Regions from separate parts of the Mus musculus genome. Here region 2 is linked to region 1. Evidence: chromatin loops called from intact Hi-C (ENCODE). Cell type or tissue: left cerebral cortex. All regions are shown on one strand. Links, peaks and the distances in the headings refer to the core of each region. The heading gives the core; the rest is flanking DNA.

Region 1 (10,663 bases), core at 796-8,795:
GTTACTGTTTCAGTCCTGAGGTAGACATTTATTGGGGACTTTCTTAGTTGGAAGGGGAAACAGGAAATGGGAGGTAAGAGACCACTCTTTCACATTTTAGATCTCGCTGCTGCTTGGGTTCCACTCTCTCACACCTTGGCAAGCTTTGAGGATAGAGAATGCTGGGTCAAATATGTGAATTTAGGTTAACCAGATGGTTTTTTTCCCCCCCTCAGATGACATTTCTGAATGAATAAAAAAAATCTGAGAAAGAAGTGGCCGTGAGCAACACCTTTATTCTCTCCTCTCATAGCCTCACACTCCTGCCACCAACCACCCCTTTCTCATCCCACACAGCCCCCCCTCCTTCATCACCCCAATCACTCCATTTTTCTCTGAGGGAGCAGCATACCCAGCAACAGCAGTGAGTCCCAGACTTCTGTGTCTCTCGTCTGTAATGGACTTGACAAAACTCCAGATCTGGTAGGACGCAAACGCAGCAAACGCAGGAACTTCATGTGAAGGGATCTCGTTAGGTTTTTGTTTGTTAATCTGCACCTAAGTTAGCAGAAGCTTTCCCAGGTGTCTGGTGCTGGAAAGGTTTTGTCCCACTGATGGTTTCGGCCCTCATCATGGTATCTCCTCACTCTAGGTACCCATCCTATTTAGTGAGGCAAACATCTTATGGATACCTAAAATAACGCAGGGTCTTTCGTCTTGTGGTTTAAAATACAATTCTTTTATGGTTGATATAGCTGAATATATATACATACACACACACACACACACACATATATATATATTTATGGAGAGAGCACAGAGGTCACCTGTGGTATTTGATAATCTCTAAAAGTAGATTAATCATGGGCCTGGAGAGATGGCTCAGCGGTTAAAAGCACTGGCTGCTCTTCCGAAGGTTCTGAGTTCAATTCCCAGCAGCCCCATGGTGGCTCACAACCATCTGTAATGGGATCTGATGCCCTCTTCTGGTGTGTCTGAAGACAGCTACAGTCTACTCATACACATAAAATAAATAAATCTTTTTGAAGAAGTAAGTTAATCACACATTCTTGAATTCCCCATGAGAATTCATTAGGCAACAGAGAGAGAACAAGAAACACAGAGTCAATTATTCTCGAAAGGAAACTAGGAACTGACCAAGCAATAGAACACCTTTGTACCATGCAGAGGTCTGTAAGATGCCACTGGCAAGAGAAACCTAGACAAGAGCTTTTGAAGGTGTTTTTCCATTTGCATACAGTAAGAAAATGTCCGGGTAAATAGTTAGGAACACCTACTGAATTCTTTTTGTGCTGTAAATCAACTTTATCATGTGGGTTTTATTTAATTCTTCACCTAAATGGTTTATACTCATAAGTTTACAATCTTAAGGGGAAAAAAAATCCTTTGGATACTAGCTATGTCTTCATGAGACAAAGTTTCTGTCAATATAGAAAAGTCTATGAAATAAATTATCCTAAGTTCATGCTAGGATATAAAAACTGCGAAAGCTGCAAGGTTAGAAGAAAAAGAAATCGACTGAACATTTCAACTGTGCTTAAAATACCTTTATGGTTGCACAGGGAAAAAGAGAGAGGCAGGGAGCGTGGGGGAGGGAGAGGGAGAAAGACTATATAATATTGTTTTCTTACACTTAAAAGTGAATAATAAACCAAACCTTCATAAAGATTCCTAGGTCCGTGTCATCACCCATCAACAGTTTGAATGGAAGACACATTTTACCACTCCCTGGTGAATAATAATGGAGTCAACGGTAGCCTTGGGAATCGAAGAAACTGAAAAACACAGAGAAAGTCTGACTTCGGATGAAATTAATTACTATTATCCCTGAATCCTAGGACAAGTCTCCCATTGTTCTCTGTGGTAGGGTAAGGAGTCTTTGTTCCCTGGCTCACAAGGAAGCACTTTTAACTACTTGAAAATTTCATACGAAAATAAAAATGTCCTCTGTGACAAATACCAAACTCTTTGTAGGCAAATAGATTTCAGGTCACTAAAGACATGAAAATATTTCTCTAAAGACACATGGAAACTATAATGGTTACTTTTAGTCCCCGTCGCCCACCCTAAAGCTAACGGTCGAACCCAGGGCCTCATGAATGGCAGGTAAGCATCCTATCACAGAGCTGTGTCTCCATTTGTGTAGGGGCAATTTATACATATTCCAGATCTTTTGCATTAAATTGAGTATGGGAAGTAAAATACAAACATATGGGAAGACCATTGACACAGCACACAGAAGAGAGAATGGCCAACAGACACACATTTCCGAGCTAACAGGTTTTCCTGAGAGCTAGTTCAGAGGTCCTTGGAAAGCTTGGCCAGTCTTATTTTAATACATCAGTTTCATATAAAAACAAGTCAGAACATTTGCAAGGCAAGATGTTGTTTTCCTTTATGTAGTCAGTAAAAGCATAGCTCTAAGATTAGGCTGTAATAACAAAAGAATTTGGGAGCAGCTGATTTTAGACTTATAAAAACAACTCACCCTTACGCCTCAAGGCATCCTGAATATGAAGTGTGCTTTGTGCTTCAAGTGTCAGGGCAGGTAAGTCTGCCCTTTTTTGTAATGAGAGAACTCATAGGAAGGAAAAAATGAGAAGAAATGATTTCACAGACTGATCTGTGAGTTGGTGAGTAACACTTGTACCATAAAAATCATGCATTCTACTGCCTTCCCCTTAATCTCAGCACTCGGGAGACAGAGGCAGGAGGATTTCTGTGAATTCCAGACCAGTCTGGGCTACAAAGCAAGGTCCAGAACAACCAGGGGAGTTACAGAGGAACCCTGTCTTAAAAAACCATCAAACAAAACAACCTCCTGTCCCCAAGTAATGAATTCTGTTCTTGCTGTTTCTTAAACATTTAGGAGTGGAACATTAATTTATTAATGGTCACATGTGAAGGCTTGACGTTTTCTGGTATTTATGGCTTAAGTTGTGTGGACTTTTAGCTATCATAGCACTCTTTTAAAAATCCGTGCTTTTGGGAAAGGTAAGGGATAAAAGCTTGTGAGACATTGCTTTAAGTCAATTAGGGAATGACGAATATGCTTGACTAAATGTTCCTTTGGTGTTTTGCATGATTCTAGCTGCCTCTCATACATTATCATTGAATTTCCCTGTCTCTAGGAGGTGAATATTGTTCTCATTTACCAAGCCATCGAACTGAGGTCCACGGCCACACTACACTCCATTGCACAAAACAAAAACAAACCAAAGAAGAAACCGTGGTGCCAGGACTCTAATCTAGGCAATTGCAACATCTGCAGATCTAATCACCTCATTAAGTTCCTTTAGGTTCTGTATTTATTAACTGACCGCCTAGGAGTCTAATCAGTTCTTTCGGGTTACTTTAAAGCCACTATTAGCAGATATTCGGAAAGAGAGCTGTCCCTTATTACAAACTTCCCAGTGACTCACAAGTTAGCTCAACTTCTCTACACCCACGGCTCCACCCAAGCTAGTTCATTTTGCTGTTGCATAGCAACAGAACATCCTGAACACTAGAAGGCCGTGCAGCCTCCCAGAGTCTAGCAAGGGGCCTCCTGGGGGCCCCCAGAGCCTAGCAAGGGGGCATCCCGGGAGTCGAGCCAGGGTCTAGCAAGGGGCCTCCCGGGGGCCCCCCAGAGTCTAGCAAGGGGCACCCCCAGGAGTCGAGCCAGGGTCTAGCAAGGGGCCTCGGGGGGGGGGGGGCAGGATCAAGCAAGGGGTTTAGTTCTCAAATATCTGAATTCTAGTCCGAACCTGTCGGATCGACCGCGCCCCGCTTCCTGTTCTGCGCCATAATACACTTCCTTAGGTTATTTTTTTCTCAGATTTGACCAAAACATGTGAAGCCAAGCAGAGGTGGGCACAGACCAAAATAAGGGGGCGAGTCCGCAAGGCAGGCTGGGGATGCCCTCTACTGTTTATGCAGAGACACCCACATAGACTCCGAGCCAGCAGGGAGCCGAGCGGGCCCCGCGGTTTCCGGCCCTGCCACGTCTGAGGAAAAGCCTTTGCGGTGGGGAAAGCCGAGCCTGCCAGGGGGCGAGCGCTGCCAGAGGGCGGTGCTCTCGGGCGCGCCACCCTGACGATACCCACCCCGCCCCCAACCCCACCAGGGAAGCTGCTCGGGAAGGCAGCTGGCACCGCAACTCCCAAAGGCAGTGGCGAGCGGAAGCGCGCCCCCCTCAGGCCCCTCCAAGGGCCTAACATCGTTTTTTCCATGGACGCCACCCCACGGCTGGCGGCCGCGCGCGCGTAGCCGAGCCCTGGAGCGCGCCGGCCAGCCCTGCCAATCACGAGCCGCGCCCGCCTCCCGCCAGGCCCCGCTCCGCCCCGTGGCCCAGGCCCGCGGCCCGCCGCGCACGCGCAGTCGGAGCTGTACGGAGCACATCCGCCTGCTCCGGCCAAGCTAGCCAATCGTACGTCTCTTCTCCGGTGAGGCTCCGCCCCCGGGGCGAGGTCAGTGGGCTGCGGGCGCTCCGCTGGCTGTGTGTACGGTGTGTCGCCGCTGTGAGCATGGCTGAGGAAGGTACTGAGCTTTCTCCCTGGGGTTGGCCTGAGCGGCAGGCCTGCGGGTGTCTGGGTATCTGACGGAGAAGCTCTCTCCGGCGTCGCGGGAGCTCGGCCTCCTGCTCTGTGGGATAGAGGGCTTTCTGTGGCGAGGGAGGCGGAGGAGTGGAGGAGGAGGGCTACGGGGTTGCTGAAGAGAAGGGAGCTGGGGGGAGCGCGCTTTCTGTGGTGGGGGGACGGGGTGGGGAAAGGGGGAGCTGAGTGGGGTGCGGGGACGGGGGGAGGGCTTTCTGTGGTGAGGAGGGAGGGGAAAGGGGGAGGGAGAGTGGGCGGGGCTTTGTGGAGAAGATGGACGGGGCTGGGGAGGAGGGCGGAGTCTTTGACCATAGTAAACCCAAAGGGGCAGATGCTGCTTTCTGACACCTCGGGACTCGTTCTTGGTTCTAGGCGCAAAGCTTTTAAGAGTCAAGATTCAGGCTGTATTGCTTTTATTTACGAAATTATAACAAAAATTAAAGTTCTTGACTAGTTATAGTTCCCCTTCCTGAAACGCAAATTTTTGGGGGTGTTTTGAAGGGAAAAAAAGAAAGACAGTGAGATACTAGCTGGTTTATTTGTCGTGAAAGAAACAGGACTTGGTTACTTCCCCATGTGGAGAGGTAAATGGAAAATATGAGAAGAATTAGAATAAATTATAGCTACATGTAATTGGAAGAAATGGCTGACTATTTTTGGTGTTTAGTTCACTGAAGAAAATTTTGTTCAGAAAAATTGAGGTCTGTTTTGAGATAATTTGATTATCATTCGCGTCTTTTCTTTTTGATAAGGAAATCAGGAGTTCACTTCCAAGATGGAAAACTCATCAGATTCAGCATCGACTTCACCTGATGCTCCTCAGCCCAGTGAGAATCCACCATCACCACCGACTTCACCTGCCGCTCCTCAGACCAGTGAGAATCCACCATCACCACCGACTTCACCTGCCGTTCCTCAGACCAGGGAGAATCCACCATCACCACCGACTTCACCTGCCGCTCCTCAGCCCAGGGAGAATCCACCATCACCACCGACTTCACCTGCCGCTCCTCAGCCCAGGGAGAATCCACCATCACCCCCGACTTCACCTGCCGCTCCTCAGCCCAGGGAGAATCCACCATCACCCCATTCGAATAGTTCAGGAAAACAAGTATGGATATCTGTGTTGTCCTCTATCCCCCACCCCCATCTGTTCTGTTCCAGAGTATTCTGATAGTGCCAGTTTTAAGGCTACTGGAGTGTGAATTAATATGTAGCTCATACCTTTCTAACTGCCAAGATTTTCTTCTTGAATCGGTTCATTTTGTTTAATTTCTTATGAGGTTACTGCGATGCTCCAAACCAAGGAAACTTGAATCTGTACAGTATTTCTTAGGGGGAAGTCTTTGGTAGCAGGTCTTCTCCTTAGTTTATAGTTCTGAAGCATTTCTAGTATTATCAGGCAAATACTAGCTGCCAGTGGCAGGCGAAGTGTCTCAGTCCTATTTTAGTTAACCTTGCTAAAGTAAGACTATAGGTAGCCTCTGGATATTAGAGACATTGGTGATGCTCGCATGAGATTTGTGGAAACAGAAAGCCATCCATTGTACCTATCGTAGAAGCATATAGCCTTTATTTTTAATAGATTGACTTACTACAAGAATGTATCCTTAACATTTTTGATGTTTGTGTCTTTTTCAGCCTCTGAGTGGAACACCTAAAGAAAGGTTAAAGAAAGCAAGATCTTCATCTCATTCATTTTGTAGTGTGGTGAAGCGTATGAAGGTAGAGAATGACGAAAATAATGAGACCCTTTCAGAACCAGGAGAATCTTCAAAGGAAGAAAATTGTTCAAAGGCCCAAGAAAGCTTGAAAAACAAAGACAGTGAGCCTGGAGAAAAGAGCTCAGAGGAGAAAAACACGTGTGAATCTAAGTCGTCGGATACTGGGTCATCTAATGCCCTCCCAAAGGAGTCTGAGAATGCGATCATTAGAGAAAAATTAAAACAAGAAAAAATAAGATTGATTAGGCAGGTTGAAGAGAAGGAAGACCTTCTTCGGAGGTTAAAGTTAGTCAAGATGTATAGAATAAAGGTGAGAAGAATCTTAGAACCGTTACATCATTTTTACATAAACTGCGGTAGTTTCTAAATTGGAGATACATTTTAGTTTGATAAACAATCAGCCAGATAACCAGAAACCCGGGTTACAAGAGCTTTGACTGAAATAGAAGTAGTTGGTTCAGAGTGAGGCTGAGGAACCCCTTCAACACGAGGTAAAACTTAAAAGCTTAGGGTTTTGTTTAATGCACAGGTGGAGCGTTTTGGCCTTAATTTCTAGCCAGTAGCAAGATGAGAAGTGAGAGGTGTTCCATGAAGATGCAGGGGGACAGAGCACGATGGTGTTAGAACTAAAAGTGGACCACAGAATGCAAGGTGCTGTACTTTCAGTAACGATCCTGCATAAATGTCAGGCATTTTATTTGGGAAAACAGATTTTAGGTTTCAGCTTACACACGTTGAGTAAAATAGAACATGGATGTCTAGAAGGAGACATTTATTATCTTTGTAGTTCTTACCCAGGTAACACCTCATTTTATCCCAAAACTGGAGTAAGTGACAGAATAGCATGTCTTATATGTGATTTTGAATTTTTAGGACTTTTCTAAATGTAACTGAATAAAATGTTGAAAATACTTTAAACTTGAATATTTTTACCTTTAAGAAGTTTGCGGTACATGGAGACATTAGAAAGGCACAACACAACGTCGTATCTTAAAAAGTATAGTTATATAAAAGGTGTACTGAGAGCCTCAGCTTGTTCTTACATCTAACATGTGAATTTAATAACACTTTTCTAAGGTTAAGGTTTGTCCAGAGCTTGTACTGCCCTTTATACCTGTTACTGGCCTTTAAAGTTAGACAGGAACTAGTTAATTAATTTAGCTACCTTGATGATGTGAGTTGAGCCCCACATCTGATGACTGACTGACTTTTTCTGTTTCAGAACGACGTGACTGAGTTAGAGAATCTAATAAAGAAGTGGAGGAAGTGTGGTCAGCGGCTGCTGTGTGAGCTGCAGTCTATCATGTCGGAGGACGAGGACGAGAAGCTGACGCTCACCGAGCTGATCGACTTCTACGGGATAGATGACAACTTGCTGCACTACAATCGAAGTGAAGAAGAGTTTACAGGGGTGTGATACATTTTCCAGGCTATTTTCTCCCTCTCTTCTTTGGGTGATGTGATCATACCTAGGGCCTCAAAACATGTGCTCTGTTCCTGAGCTATACACTTGGCCCATTTACAGATTGTCTTTGAGAATGGCAATGCAAAGAGAAATGTTTTAAAGGGGAAAAAAAAGATCTAAGCTGTTGTGGCTTAGAGGGAGGAATGTTGAACAGTTTGGGATATTCTGACAAAATTATAAGACGAAGCTTAGTATTTTGGATATGTTTGCTAAAGAAAATATTTAAGTATAAAAAAATTAAAATTGTGTTTAAAAGGAAGTTTGGATAGTTCTAGAAACCAGGGTTAATTCATTGATTTGGGGGGCAAAAAGTTTATATTCAGTATTAGAAAGTAGTATGTTGAATGTCTAAATCTCAAGTGGCATAAATGTAGCCTGCCCTTCCTAAGTTTATGGACCTATGCTCATCTGCTTAACATATCTGTTTGCTAATCTAGCAACTAATTAAACTTAAATGTCTACAGTTTTCTCCAATTTGTTTTCATTTTCCTCATGTACTAAAATGAACATCTGTTTCTTGGGATGCTTCATATCCTTATTTCCTACATGAAGGTGTTCTTGGCATGAACGGTCTTCATAATTCCCTTTGTAGCTTTATCTGTGATGTAAATTGGAACGGTCTGTTGAGTTCAGAGCCATATGTAAAAATGTGGCTTAAGCTGGCCCAGTAGCTGAGAATTTAGAATGAGCCCATGGGGAAAGAGTGTTGCTGTTGCTGTAGCTACTGTATGAACTTGGAAGACACAGGGCTAACATTTTTAAGAATAGCAGGGAGAGCCTTGTGGCCTCCTTCTTCTATCTGCTAATCATTCCTGAAGCCTTCATGATTTCTGCCTTGGGATCTAGCAAAAGTATTCGTTTCTAAATGGCCAGTATTCTAGAGCCTCTCCCCAGAAGTTCGTTTTTATTTGAGCACACTCCTTCCCTTCTGATCTGAAAACCCTTGCTGTTTGATAAAACAGGGATTCAAACCCGTACACACCCACCTACCATATACATGTATAAATTCCCTCTTGCCATCTGTATTTGTGAATCTGTCCTTCCTCTACATAAGGCCATGTTATGCTTGACCTAATTGACTATATCACTAGTTAGTAATGAACTATAAAAACTTATGAACATAACTGCTGTTGAGCAGAAGCTAAGAGGTGTTGGTATCATGAACAGTGTCGATGGGTGGGTTAGAGCCCTTGCAAAGCATCTGTCAGACCACTAAACTGGAAGGGGTTTTTGGAAAGTTATCCTCCAAGCTCAGCTTATCCATGCGTCAAAGCTGAGGCAGCTGAGGAAGGAGCACTCTTAAGGTTAGTGATAAGCCATAAATAGCACAGGATGATTGTCCATTAAGACCAGAATTAGTCTGTTAAATTTAGGACATTGTCTTTTTCATTCAGGCAACTCGTTTAAATGACCTAATACTAGCAAAACCAAATCTAGTATATCCATGGTTGACTCTGCAGTTGTCACAGACCTGGCAACCCCATGCTAAGTATAAAGTGCCTGTACCTTACCTCTTGACCCCATCTCTCTGCTTCTCAAAAGTCACATCATACAAGAAAGTGTTAGAAATCATACAAGAAGTGTTACCAATGGCTTCTCTGCTAAGTCATCTAAACTACCTACCTTAGAATCCTTCTAGTTGTGAAGAAGGAAGAGTTGGCAAAGAGATGTTGGTCCTGCTGTTGACACACGAAGTGCTGAGCATTAATGGAAAGTCAGTTTCTTCTAAATGGAATTTTTTCCTACTATTTTTACATCTGTGATAGTTGAAGTATTCATTTTTTCCTTGTATTGGAAATAGCTTTTTTTTTCTCTTACATTCTGATTAGTTTCCCTTCCCTCTACTCCTAGTTCTTCCTTCCCCTCTCATCCAGATCCACCCTCTTTCTGTCTCATTAAAAAACTAAAACAGGCTTCTAGGGATAAGAGTAAAGTAAAATAAGATAAAAACTAATACACCAGAATAGGCGAAACAAACTTAAGTGGAAATTTTTATTTTTTTGAGGTAGTCTCATGTAACCCAGAATGGCAGCCAGTTCTAATGATTGTGAAATTGCAGGAGTATGCTTCCAAGTGAAAGATTTGTTTTGATTACTTTTACCCATTCAAGTATATATTATATATGGTGATGTACATTAAACCTAAATTTAGATTATAAGTTGCAGAAAATTGGGACATTGCTATCACGTGGAGACAATGATAAGTGATCTTGAAGATGCCTCTTGGAATCAGCAAACCACAGCTCTGGGAGGGTGGGTGGGATTATGTTTGCCAGGGAGTTGTCTTACAGAATTAGAATGTTCTACACAAGTAGAATAAAGGTTTCAAGGGAATGAGCACTTGTTTACTGGACCCTTTGAGGGTTAAAAAAACAAAACAAAACAGTTCTGTTACAGTAGGGAAGGAAGGAAGACTGTTTGCAAAATATAATTTACAATCCAGTGTTTCTTGGCTGAAAACCACTGTTCTTTAATAAATACAAGCGACACTTTATGATATTTTACTCATTTATTCCTGGAGGACAGGTAACTGTACTATTAAAAACGTGCAGCTAAGAGGTGACCTACTTAAATTTCCTGATCAGGAGAGAGAGAAGTTTCTGTCCAAGTGATTCTATTCAAGGGACATTAGTTGGGCATTGTGTGCTTTCTGCTCTACATTGGGATGAGAGCAGGGAATGTCTTCATCCTGAGTCTTTCAACTTCAGCCTGCAGGATTGAGATCTGCTCAGCTTGCTGCTTGGAGATGTTCAACAGCTTCTGCTGCTTCAGCTGGTTGTCGTAGCGTTCTCTAGCAATCTTCTCACAGGTCAGCTTAGACCCTAATCCAGAAATGGAGAACAGAAGTAGTTATTACCACCTATTTCCATACAGAAGCAACACTTAAGGTCAGTCCCATCG
Region 2 (10,663 bases), core at 921-8,920, 53 kb before region 1:
CCCTTCCCCTGTCCTAACCCCAGGTCTGCACAGGGTCAATGGCCCAGGTGGCTCACTGTAAAAACAACCACTGAGTTTTATTTAAAGAGGTTTATTTGAAGACTCCCTCTTGAGACAGCAGAGCTCTATACAGCCCTGGAACTCACTGTGCACATCAGTGCAGTCTTGAACTCAAGTATTTACCTGCCTCTCCTCTGGGGTTCTGGGATTAAAAGCGGGCATCACCACACCCTGCTAAATCCTTGCCCCAGTTGCGACTCCCTGGCTTGTGGTTGTCCACTTAACTGCTTGACATAGCCCAGGAATTCTCAGTGGGAATCACTGGGATTCTCAGTGAGGGACTGTCTGAGTCGGCCTGTGGACATGGCTGAGGGGATTGTCTCCATTGTCCTAACTGGTGTGGCTCTCAGAGCCTCTACATGAAGGCTCCAGTTCTTGGTGATCCAGTGCTCTCTACTGCCCCCCGCAGGCACTTCACGGTAACGGAGAGCAAATATACATGCAGGCAAAACATTCGTCCACATGAAATAAACACGAATATATTCTTTTCAACATAGCATAAGGGGACAACCAAGGTGACAAGGTGGCAGGCTCTGACCTGAGGAGCAGCTGCTGAGTCCGGGGTGCAGGGTGGGAGAGCAGGACGCCATGTTATTTGGCACTCCAAAGACTACAGTGGGAAAGAGAAAGCAGGCAACGGTAAGGCTCAGGGCAAGGCACAAGCTCAGACTCTGTGGGAGTCTCAGAAGAAATGCTGGGATCTGGCTCTTCTGTCCTGTTGCACTTTTGTTGTTAGAAGAAAAAAAAACCTTAATATTCAGTTCTCTCCCTTAGATGCAGAGAACCAGACATGAGCCTGTGGTACCTTAGGTCCTAGCCAAAGATGATTTTGGAAGTCCAGACCTGGAGTAGACAAGTGGATCCAGTTAATGGCTCTCTTGTTAGCGGCTGCATTTTACAGAGTGTGTGTTGGGGGGGGGTGTCTCAGAAAATTGAGTTGTTCAAGATTCCCACAATCAGTTCACACTCATTGATACATGTTTTTTTCTGATCCTTTTCCGATTATATTTCTCCTGATACCCCATCCGGGACGTTCATTGTATAAAAAGTACCTGCTAGAACCTAGTTGATTAAGTTGAAATGAATGGGCTTTGGCCATTAGGCCAGGAAAAACCCCTCCCAGGAGGCCCTGGGGATGGCACAGAACAAGGGATATCTTCAATGACAGAGAGGAGCTGTGGCTGTCCCTACCGAGGAGTGACACGCCGTGTGCAGTCACACCTACCTGATCCCGTTGAGTAGGCATTGGTGTTGAGGAGGGATGTGCTCTGGGCTGTTATGTTGTTCTGATAGGTCCCCAGGGAGGACCCTGCAGGCAAGGTGGAGGACCACATGTGGGGCGGAAAGTTGGTGTCCAGTATTGCTGAATCATAGGTTCCGGACACTAGGAACAGAAGCACAAACATTTGTCACCGGGGGAGATTTGAACTCTTTCCTGCTGGGCCTTCCCAGCACTTTAGCACTGAAGGTCCCATACCTCAGTTCAGGACAGCCCGAGGCACCGAGCCATTCTACTTTTGACTGAAGTCAAGATTTGATCTCTTAGATTACAAAATTCTTGCCAGTCCTTGGTAAAATTTGATATTAATTTGAGTTAGAATCTACTCATTATGTCTTGTAAGATTTCTTTTCCTACATCTTGGTGACCTGCCTCCTCCAATGGGGACAGCTCCCTTACTGCCATTTTCAAAGATGTCATGGGGTTGTTCACTCAGGAGCTACTTTTAGTCATCCTTAGTAAATGTGGGGTATGTACCAAACAAAGGAGTGTTCAGGTATAATAACTCCTTGATCATAGTAACCTTCTTGCTTAGATACTCATTAAAGCATCTCTGTGCATCAACCAGACCTAAAGGCACTCTGTCCCTGACAGGGCTTTTCATAGATCTTCAAATATGCCATTTCTGCCTATTACGTGGGAGAGGGAGCTGGGTACACTGTTGCTAATATTGCTTGGAGACTTGGTTTTATAGGGAAGTCATACAAGGGAGGTCATGGTATCAAGACTTTGCCAGGAACAGAAGGACATCATCATGGACAGAAGATGGCAAGTCTTTCCTCATCTCTGTCCATGGCTCTGCTAACTTCTCTTTCTGTCATCTGATGGAAGACACATGCTCCATAAGGGTGCTGAGAACTCCTAACCCGGGTGACCCTAGCCTCTTAGACTCTTGTCCAACTTCCCAGCGACCCTCCTCTCCTCCATGATATCGACTGTGCCTCTTTTGTTCCGAGCCTTCTCTCAAGGCTTGACACACAGTAGGCACAGGATAAATACTTCACTCCTGATGATGAAAACACTATGAATGTTCTCTCAGTCTTCTTTTGGGAGACCTGACCAACACATCTACACTCTCAGAACCTGCTTGGGGTGGGGATCTTAAGGATTTAGAGTTGGGTACCACATCCTCAGAAGATAGCCAACCAGGTGGATGAGAAAGCCCCACCCAGACCTTCACAGTGTGAAAGAGCAGGCGCTCTGTACTTTTACAATTCTGGCAGAGCTGAAAGGTCTTGAGGGCACACCTGCCACATTGTCCCCATGACCCCATGGCCGACTGGAGCCGCCAAGCTTACCTGAGTGGGAGCTCGCTGTCACTGTTTTGGTCTCTACGGTGCCTTTCTTGGGGATGGGGAGTGTGTTGGAGGTGTTCCTGGTGGGACTTGCACTTGCAGAGCGGCTCCCCTTAAGCAAACGCTTCACCTCATCCAGTTCTGTCCCTGCAGAGAACCCCAGACTTTCCCATCAGGCCTCGGGAGGGACCCTTTCCTAAGTCCAAAGATCAGACTGGATATTGATGGCCCTCTTATATCAGAGAGGCTACCATCTGCCTCATATAGGGGAACCCGCTCCATTAGCTTTGTAAGCTTAAATTTTGCCAATTTATAACTGTTATAAACCTGACAGTTTGTAACCTTAGCAGAGTCATGAATACATGACCTCCGAGTCCTTGGAAGATATTTCCTGATTCGACCTCATTAGGCACCGCAGAGGTGACTGCCTGCCTGGAAGACACTGCTGTCCGGGTTTGGGCTGTTAGAGAGCTAGGCTCTTTAAGACACTAGCTTAACAGTTGTTTTTTTTTTTTTTTTTCCTGAACGTGGTGCCTTGGATGCCCTGGTATGTGCCTGCCAGTGTCAAAGGGACTTGAGGTTTACAACTCCTAGACATCTCACTGCCTCTGCATTCATATCTGCTTTAGTTTCAGACCCATCTGGATGGTTCTAGTGTAACAAGGTGAGCGAGGAGAACCAGGTCCTTGTGTCCCTTCGGGGTGACCCACAGGAAGGAATGGGGGGGTATCAGGCAAGGACAGTGAGCAGGGAAGAAGCAAATGGACAGACAGACAGCAGGTGCTGGGAACTGCCCTGCCCCTCTCCCCAAAAAGCTGCATCCATTGGGATCCACATCTCTAAGCCTGGAAGGACTCTGGTGAGAAAGGGTTAGACACGGGGTCAGATCCTATGACCAGGTGTCAAGCTCTGGGGCCAGCCTCGCTCGGGGTCACATACCAGCTCTTCCTTCTTTTATGCCTTGCCCCTGAATCCCACCCAAAAAGTTGGGATCATCTCAAAATGGAGCCTCTAACAAGGGCAAGAGGGATCCAGTGTGCTGAGACTGCTGCTGGATCTCTGACCTTTGAGATGAAGTTAAAAACCCCATTTTCAACTCCCAACGCTTCTCTCACCTGAACCCTCCCTTTGGGACTCCATGGAGAACTGCCTTTGGGAGGTCTTTAGCTACCAATATCTTCCGGCCCTAACCCTGACCTACTGTTCAGTTTCTCCTTAGCCAACCCCTAGCGTAGAAGGCTTCTCTGGCCCTGTCTCCATCTCCCTTTGCTGTGCTCCCTCATACTAAGCTATGGGTGTTGGTTGTTTTTCCATTTCCCCATTAGACCCTGAATTACTAGCCAGGGACCATGGCTTACTCAGCAACCTGGCTCCAGACCTTAGACCAGGGGCCCACATCCAGGAAGTCGTCAAGGATGTTTGATGACTGAGCATAAATGGGCACTTGTGCGCGCACACACATGCACACTTGCACGTGTGCATGTATGCATGGTGGTGGTAGGGGTGGTGGGGTGGGGAGAGTGAGCGCACACAATAGTCCCTAATCCCTCAGCACTGTGCTGCGCCTGCATCTGATTTACTCTGTTTCCCAGACACTCTCATGGTGGTAGGACCGTGACCACTTACATCTGGTGGATGGCGACGCGCTCTGCAACCGAACTCGAATTTCGCTCTCTGTATGAGGGGAGAGAAGAGACAGGGATGTTGTGGATGAGGGAGTCTGTCTGCATCACTGCCCTGGACCCTAAGGTCTGAGCACAGGATGGTTCACTGGGCTACTTTGTGATCTCTCAGTTCTTCACCAGGAGACCTGGGTGTCACTACAAAGGGGATGTCCCTTCCCCACTCCACTTGCCAACTGCGCACCCCTAGGCACCTGAGACTTAACGAGAGCCTAGGCTGAGCAAGGAGACCCCGAGACACTTTATCACCACCCTCTTCACAGTTGTCAGCATCCAGCATCTTTCTGCCTCCCAGCTCACTTAAGGTACAGGCAAAAGAATCTAAACTCTCCAACATCCAGTTAGTCATCAGAAGAGGAAGCCCATAAGCAGCCAGCTTTACAGGATTAGCTTCGGCGAGAGTGGGCGTCTTTTAACAATCATTCTAAAGCCGTGGGTGGCTGGGGTAGGCCGAACTTAAGCTCCCGATGAGAGTGAGACACTGTGAGAGCAGAACCTGGACACGGCGAACACGCAGAGCCCGCAAAGGACTCTGCCGTCAGCACAGCCTGACAAAGGCTCCTGTGGTCACTCCAGGCTCTGCTGGGGTGGCTTCTCCTAGAGACTTTTTCTCTCTTCTATCATCTCTAGATGATGACTTTACAAAATTATCCCTTGCAGTCATTTGAAAAAGAGGGGCTTTTGCTTATCTTGCTGTATAACGGCGATCAACGCACATCTGGGAGGGTAGCTATGAAGACAGATGTGACATCTGTATCACTGTCACTGGAATCCATTAGGCCGTTACCAGATACCCCCTTCCCCTGCTCTTGGAGTTGGCCAAGGCTCTGTCAGTTCTCAAGGTTCCTCAGGGAGGATGTTACTTTTTCTCCTACGCGTGGCTTCCTGGCTCCGGGCTGGCACGTACTAGCTGCTCAGAGTGAGTTGGACTGAATTCAATGGTGGTACTCACCTCGTGTTTGGCTTCGTCCTCTGGTTGAAGAAGAGGCTGAGAAAGAGAGAAATATGGTCTTAGGCGTATGTCTGGCATGCTGAATATTTTTGACACTTGGAGATATTTTCAAAGTGTCTAAATCTAGATAGGGGTGGGTGTGGGTGTAGGGGGGTTTCTGTATAGCAGATGCTGAAGAAATGTTTCCCAGATGTTGAAGGGTAAATAATGATTTTTGCAACACCTCAATGCAATTTAGTTGAGCAAATGTTGAGTTAGCTTAGAGCACTGTGTCTGCGAGATAGGTGTGTGCGCGCGAGTGTGTGTGCATGCGTGTGCATGTGTGTGTGTGCACACGTGTGCGAGTGCACGTGTGATATATTAGGACCAGCTGAAAACATTGTCAAATGGACCCAAAGACTGCTAAATCTTTAATTTGTTTATTAAAGCCTGCCTTGGTTTTCCAAAGGCAAGTAAATAGAGAAAATTATAATCATAGGTAACCCCAGGTCATCTATACATTGAGATTCTAAGAACATGATCAAAGACATATGGTACAAATGGTCAAGTGAAGGCACAGCTGAGGGTGGCCCAGGCGAATGACTTGGACTCTGGAAGGGAGTTTATTTATGGAGGAGGAGCTGGGTGTCTTCATTTGAGCTCTGAGACTGCTGCTCCTCCTTGGTGCCAGGCCTCTGTGAAGGCCACAGAAGGAAGGATCCTACTGCTTGGCCTTAGGGGCTTGTGTGTCCTAGCATGAACCTTGTGCAAATGGCTTATCATTTTAATGGTGTCATGAGCAAAGGCTGATGACAGCAAGCTAATGTGACTGGCAGCCACTCTTAAGATGCTTCAGAGTGAAGGGGAAGGCAAGACAGCAGGAGCCAAACTCCTCAGAAGAAGCCAATTGGCTTGTGGTATCCCAGTGTGCCTGTGCGTGTGCATGTGTGTGCACGTGCGCGCATCATTAAAGCATTCAGCTGGAAAATAAGGAGGGGACTTACCGAGTTCCTTTCGTGGGTACTCAGGGGAGGAGTTGCCGCTAGAGCTCCCTGGAGAGGAGACGGACCACTTAGTACAAATGGCTACTTATCCATATAGCTTCCTAGCAGGTAGGGGTCCCAGCTACAGCAGTGTGAACCCTGTAGCTGCAAGTGTTTCAGGAGAATTCTCTTAGCAGAATTCAACCAAGCGGGGCCTTCCTCCTGAGTTTCCTATTTCAACTGTGGACACCACCATGAGCCCACTCTGCCTTTGAGACTCTAGGGATGGCTATTTCCAGATTTTCCTCCCATTTCATCCACGGCAAAGCCTGCCAACTGGGTTTCTTTTATCTTATCCCTCCCAGTCCTCCGCCGCTGGGTCCCAGCCCAGATTTCTTCCTTCTCCACTCTTGAGGACTTCTTTTTAACTTGTCACCTATCCATAAAGTCAAGCTCTCTGGGGCTCAAATATTACCCACGGTTTGGCTCAGAAACCTCTGTGTCTTCTTATGTGGAGACTAAAGTCTAAACCTAGCACAGAGTCTAGGTCTCCCATCCCCGTTTTAGCACTGGACTGTCCTGTATGCCACGGCTTCCCCACCCTGAACTGTCCTGTCCTTTTGTCTGTGACTGTCACTAGGAGACCAAGGCTTAAGTAACACCACCTCCATAGCCATCTTTGATTTCCTTAGTGGAACACAGAAACCTCCATCAACTCGGCCTTACTGCTCTTTCCGTGGTCTTCAGTTGTCTATAGACCATAGGGTCCTTGAAGACAAGACTAAATGCCTTGAAGGCATTTAGTACAGTGGAAAACATGATAACATGTTATTTGAGAAGTGAGTAAGTGGATTAAAAAAATGAATAAGAGAAATGAATGAATGAATGAATGAATGTTCCAATAGTGTGGATGCAAGATTGGGCAGGGTGCACACGAGAAGCCAAGAAGTCAACATGCGCAGGACAAGCAAAGTTACACCAGGAAGCGATCAGATACCTTCATAAGTTCCATGGCGGGTCATGTGAGCTTTCCTTTCAAAGGTGGAGCCGGGAGAGTTGGGCAGGGTAGAGGCCGGTGAGTGCGTTCTCCTGTAACTGGAGGTGGAAGCGTTGCCTCGGATGCTTCCACCTGCAAGTGGGAAAGAGTGTAAATCCTCATGGTACCGCCTCAGCCTCACCAGAGATGATCCCACTACACGGAGACACGGTGGTATTATTAACCACATAACGCCCTGGGTGCTGAGGGAGGGCCCTGGGAGAGAAGTAGGGGACTGCGGGGACACCGTGAAAGAAATGGAAGGAAGGATGACTGCTACTGCCTTTTGGGGCAGACACTGAGAGGTAGGATGTCCTCACACACACACACAGGTTGCATGGATGTGGTAAGGATGCCATAGGGTTGACTTAATGCTGGATCACTGACCCCTGCTCAGAGGGACTGGACTCTAACCCGCTGGGCGGGCCCTTCTGAATGTTGCATTTCCTTTTTATTTTCTCTCCCACGTCTTAGTGGCTTCCAGGGCTGCTGCTGTGTGCGTGCATGTTTTTGTCATACTTCTTTCTTTTGCTTTCACGTGAGCTCAACTCTCGGGGAACAATAGGCTCACGTTGGGTGCTCGCCCAGCGGAATACGGTAGCACAGGAGGACTACACGCCATTAGAGTCTCTCAGCAGAGCAACTCAGCCTTCACCCTTCGTTGCTGGTAATCTGACTGCAAACCTTAAACACGCACAGCCTTTCCTAAAAGGTGTGGCCTAAGTAGAGGGACTCTGCTTCTTGAATGCTACCTGTCCTGGAATCTTAATGAAAACCGAGCCCATTTTATGCAGGTGTCTAATGCTGCTGATTCCAGAGGCAGCCCCATCTTCCCTTGTCCTTTGGGTAACTCTTAGGGGTGTGTGGCAGTCAAGATAATGGTCCCACTCATGTGCTGACTGCAGACGGCGAGTTTTCACTGTTTCTCACCTCTGTCTGCCGCCCTGCCCCGCAGACCAGTAGGCACCTACTTGAGTTGATGTAGCCGCTGCTGCCATGGGTCAAGCTCTGCTTCTCCAACCGACTTCCTCCACCCAGAGAGCCTGTCTTAGCATATCCATTGCTGGTGCTCCCTTCTGCAAAAGTAGGTGACAGGCCCAGGGTGGAGCCGGGTCACAGGGTCTTCTTACCCTCTGCCCTTCTCTTCCCTCCTCCTCACCAGGATCCTGCTAGCTGGGGTCTCTCTTTTTACCATACTCCATACTTCTGCCCTCCATCCCCATTTACTTTCAGTACAGATATCTAAAATGAATGTCCGGCTTGGTGTGAATGAGAGCTTTCTAGTAGAGCATAGAAAGTTATCCGGTAGGAAAATTAGCCAAGACAGCTCCTCCATCTCAGATGAAGTTCGGGCTTTGCCTCTTGCAAATGTCCAATCAGGACCTAGACACAACAGCCACTAGAAGTTCTGGAAGGATCGGAGGTGACTCTGGGCTCCTCTTGACTTGTTTCTTCCACCCTGCTCTGGCCACAAATGGGTGATTCCTCCCTATTCCAAGGCCCATCAGGGCCAGGGGTAGTGTTGGGCCTGGATCTCTGCTATTAGAATGGGCATGGCTGTGAATAAGCAAGAGGGCTCACTAGAGGGAGTGATGGGAGTGTCCATAAACGGGACTGGCAAGCAGTTGCTGTACACTCCAACCGTGAACCACACAGCGCCAGCTACTCACTAGCTGTTGTGTATAAGTCAACATGAGTACAGCTGCTAGCAAAAGGACAAATTCCAGAGAGTTTAGATTTTCTCAGAGGGAAAGTAAACTCTCTTGTTCAAGGTCACAGATTGGGGCCTTCACACGGGACCTACGAACGGGAGCCACTTACTTGGCGGTAGGGATGTAAGTCTTGTCGTTACTGTTTCCGTGACAACTGGAAAAGACAAAGGGAAGAGGAGATGCTGTGGTTGGCATTGCTGGGCTCTGGCAGGGCCTGGTCTCTGCCATAGGTTAAGCATTCCGCTCAACAAAGGTTTTGGAAAGCTGTGTCTTATGACGAAGAATCTGCATATATGAACAGCAGCAGCAGCAGCAATAACAACAATGAAGCTCAATGTATGTGGAATATAAAATTTCTTCTTGGTGCCAAAGGAAGTTATCCATTGACTGGAAGAACGAGTTGTCTTGGCACCAAGGCCTCCCGCTGATCGCACCAGTCCAGGCCTAGCTTTGAGTCTGGAGGAACGCAAGCCTTCCTTTTCTTAAAGCCACACATGCTATCTCTGCTCTCGTCCTTCCCAAAGATGCCTAGGCCAGCTGGAGCCAAGACCTGGCTGATCTCACTCTGTGTGTCCCGATGAAGTTGGAGGTATCTCTAGGGTGCCATGATTCATCCTGCAACCCTCAAGGGCATCCACGAGTGTGGACAGGAAGGGCAGCCTCAGTAGATCGCTTTTGAGGTCAGTGAAATGAGCCATGCATGTATCCCAGAGGCAGATTTTTTTCAGGACATTTCCCTAGTGTCAAGTGGTGGCAACTATACAGAAATGCTGACAGCTTCAGGTGTCCGAGGGAACACTGCTCAGAAGCAGGACCCAATAACATGAGGTTGGGGTGGATTCCCAAAGCCATACCAGGGCCAACTTTGATCTGACTGTGGCCATCAATACTATCTCTCTCACACTTGGGGCCTCATCTGGCTGCGGCCACTGTGTGTGTGGGCATGCGTGCACCACAGCATGCGTGGGCAAATCAAAGAACTATTGGTAAGAGTCAGGTCTTTCCTTCTACCTCCTGGGCCTGGATATCAAATGTAGCCAGCAGGTTAGCGCCTTTACACGCTGAGCCATCTCACTGACCCTCACTGGTCTTTGGAGGAGATTTTTCCCCCGTGTAGAACATGTGTTCAGATGTGTTTGTGTGGCATGCATGCACACATGTGTGTGGGAGGAGGGATGGAAGGAGATGGTTATGGTTCAGGCCACTGTATGCCACGTGAAGCCAGCGGTTGGCACCTGCTCTGGCCACGCTGTCCATCTATCCCTGCCCTCCACATGACGTTCTCTCTTGTGCTGGCAACACGGGATTATGAACGCAGTGGAAATGGCAGTCAAGGGATATAAGGAGATGGCTCTTCACTGGAAGGTGGCAGCTCCATTTGAATAATGGCCCTTGAGCTCCCAGTAACCTCTCATTGTACAGGCCTTTGGGATTGTTTTATTTTGACACATAAAAATAACTTATTAGCCGAGTGGTGGTGGCACACACCTTTAATCCCAGCACTTGGGAAGCAGAGGCAGATGGATTTCTGAGTTCGAGGCCAGCCTGGTCTACAAAGTGAGTTCTAGGACAGCCAGGGCTACACAGAGAAACCCTGTCTCAAAAAAACCAAAACCAAAACAAAACCACCCCCCCCAAAAACCCCAAACAAAACAAAACTTATTTTCCAAGTCTGTGGAGCCAGA

The links. Peaks named below come from ENCODE experiments on the same cell type or tissue, not always from the same donor. Only the 100,000 strongest peaks of a DNase experiment are listed, where the experiment ranks them.
Region 2: it touches region 1 in a loop (2.0-fold over the local background); 10 of 42 quality-filtered maps call a loop at or near these places.

Annotation. Positions count from the first base shown.
Region 1 is chr19:47,727,304-47,737,966 of GRCm38, forward strand. Sfr1 (SWI5 dependent recombination repair 1) reads left to right here and starts at 4,453. Exons shown (of 4, transcript NM_026377.2): 1 at 4,453-4,518; 2 at 5,327-5,685; 3 at 6,216-6,608; 4 at 7,521-8,285. The coding sequence starts at 4,506. The coding sequence ends at 7,715. Cfap43 (cilia and flagella associated protein 43) reads right to left here. Exons shown (of 38, transcript NM_027559.2): 38 at 9,554-10,584. The coding sequence ends at 10,418. In left cerebral cortex, for the core only: CTCF peaks have their summits at 4,171, 5,077 and 5,280; DNase peaks (open chromatin) are centred at 3,477, 4,323 and 4,845; H3K4me3 peaks cover 1,986 bases; H3K27ac peaks cover 1,146 bases.
Region 2 is chr19:47,674,151-47,684,813 of GRCm38, forward strand. It overlaps Col17a1 (collagen, type XVII, alpha 1), which reads right to left. Exons shown (of 54, transcript NM_001290825.1): 3 at 9,088-9,132; 4 at 8,238-8,342; 5 at 7,228-7,359; 6 at 6,252-6,299; 7 at 5,269-5,304; 8 at 4,261-4,308; 9 at 2,638-2,781; 10 at 1,286-1,444; 11 at 599-670. Among named protein-coding and RNA genes, the nearest start is that of Col17a1, 13 kb to the right of the region's middle. In left cerebral cortex, for the core only: no CTCF peak of the experiment used is centred there; DNase peaks (open chromatin) are centred at 4,721, 5,214 and 6,468.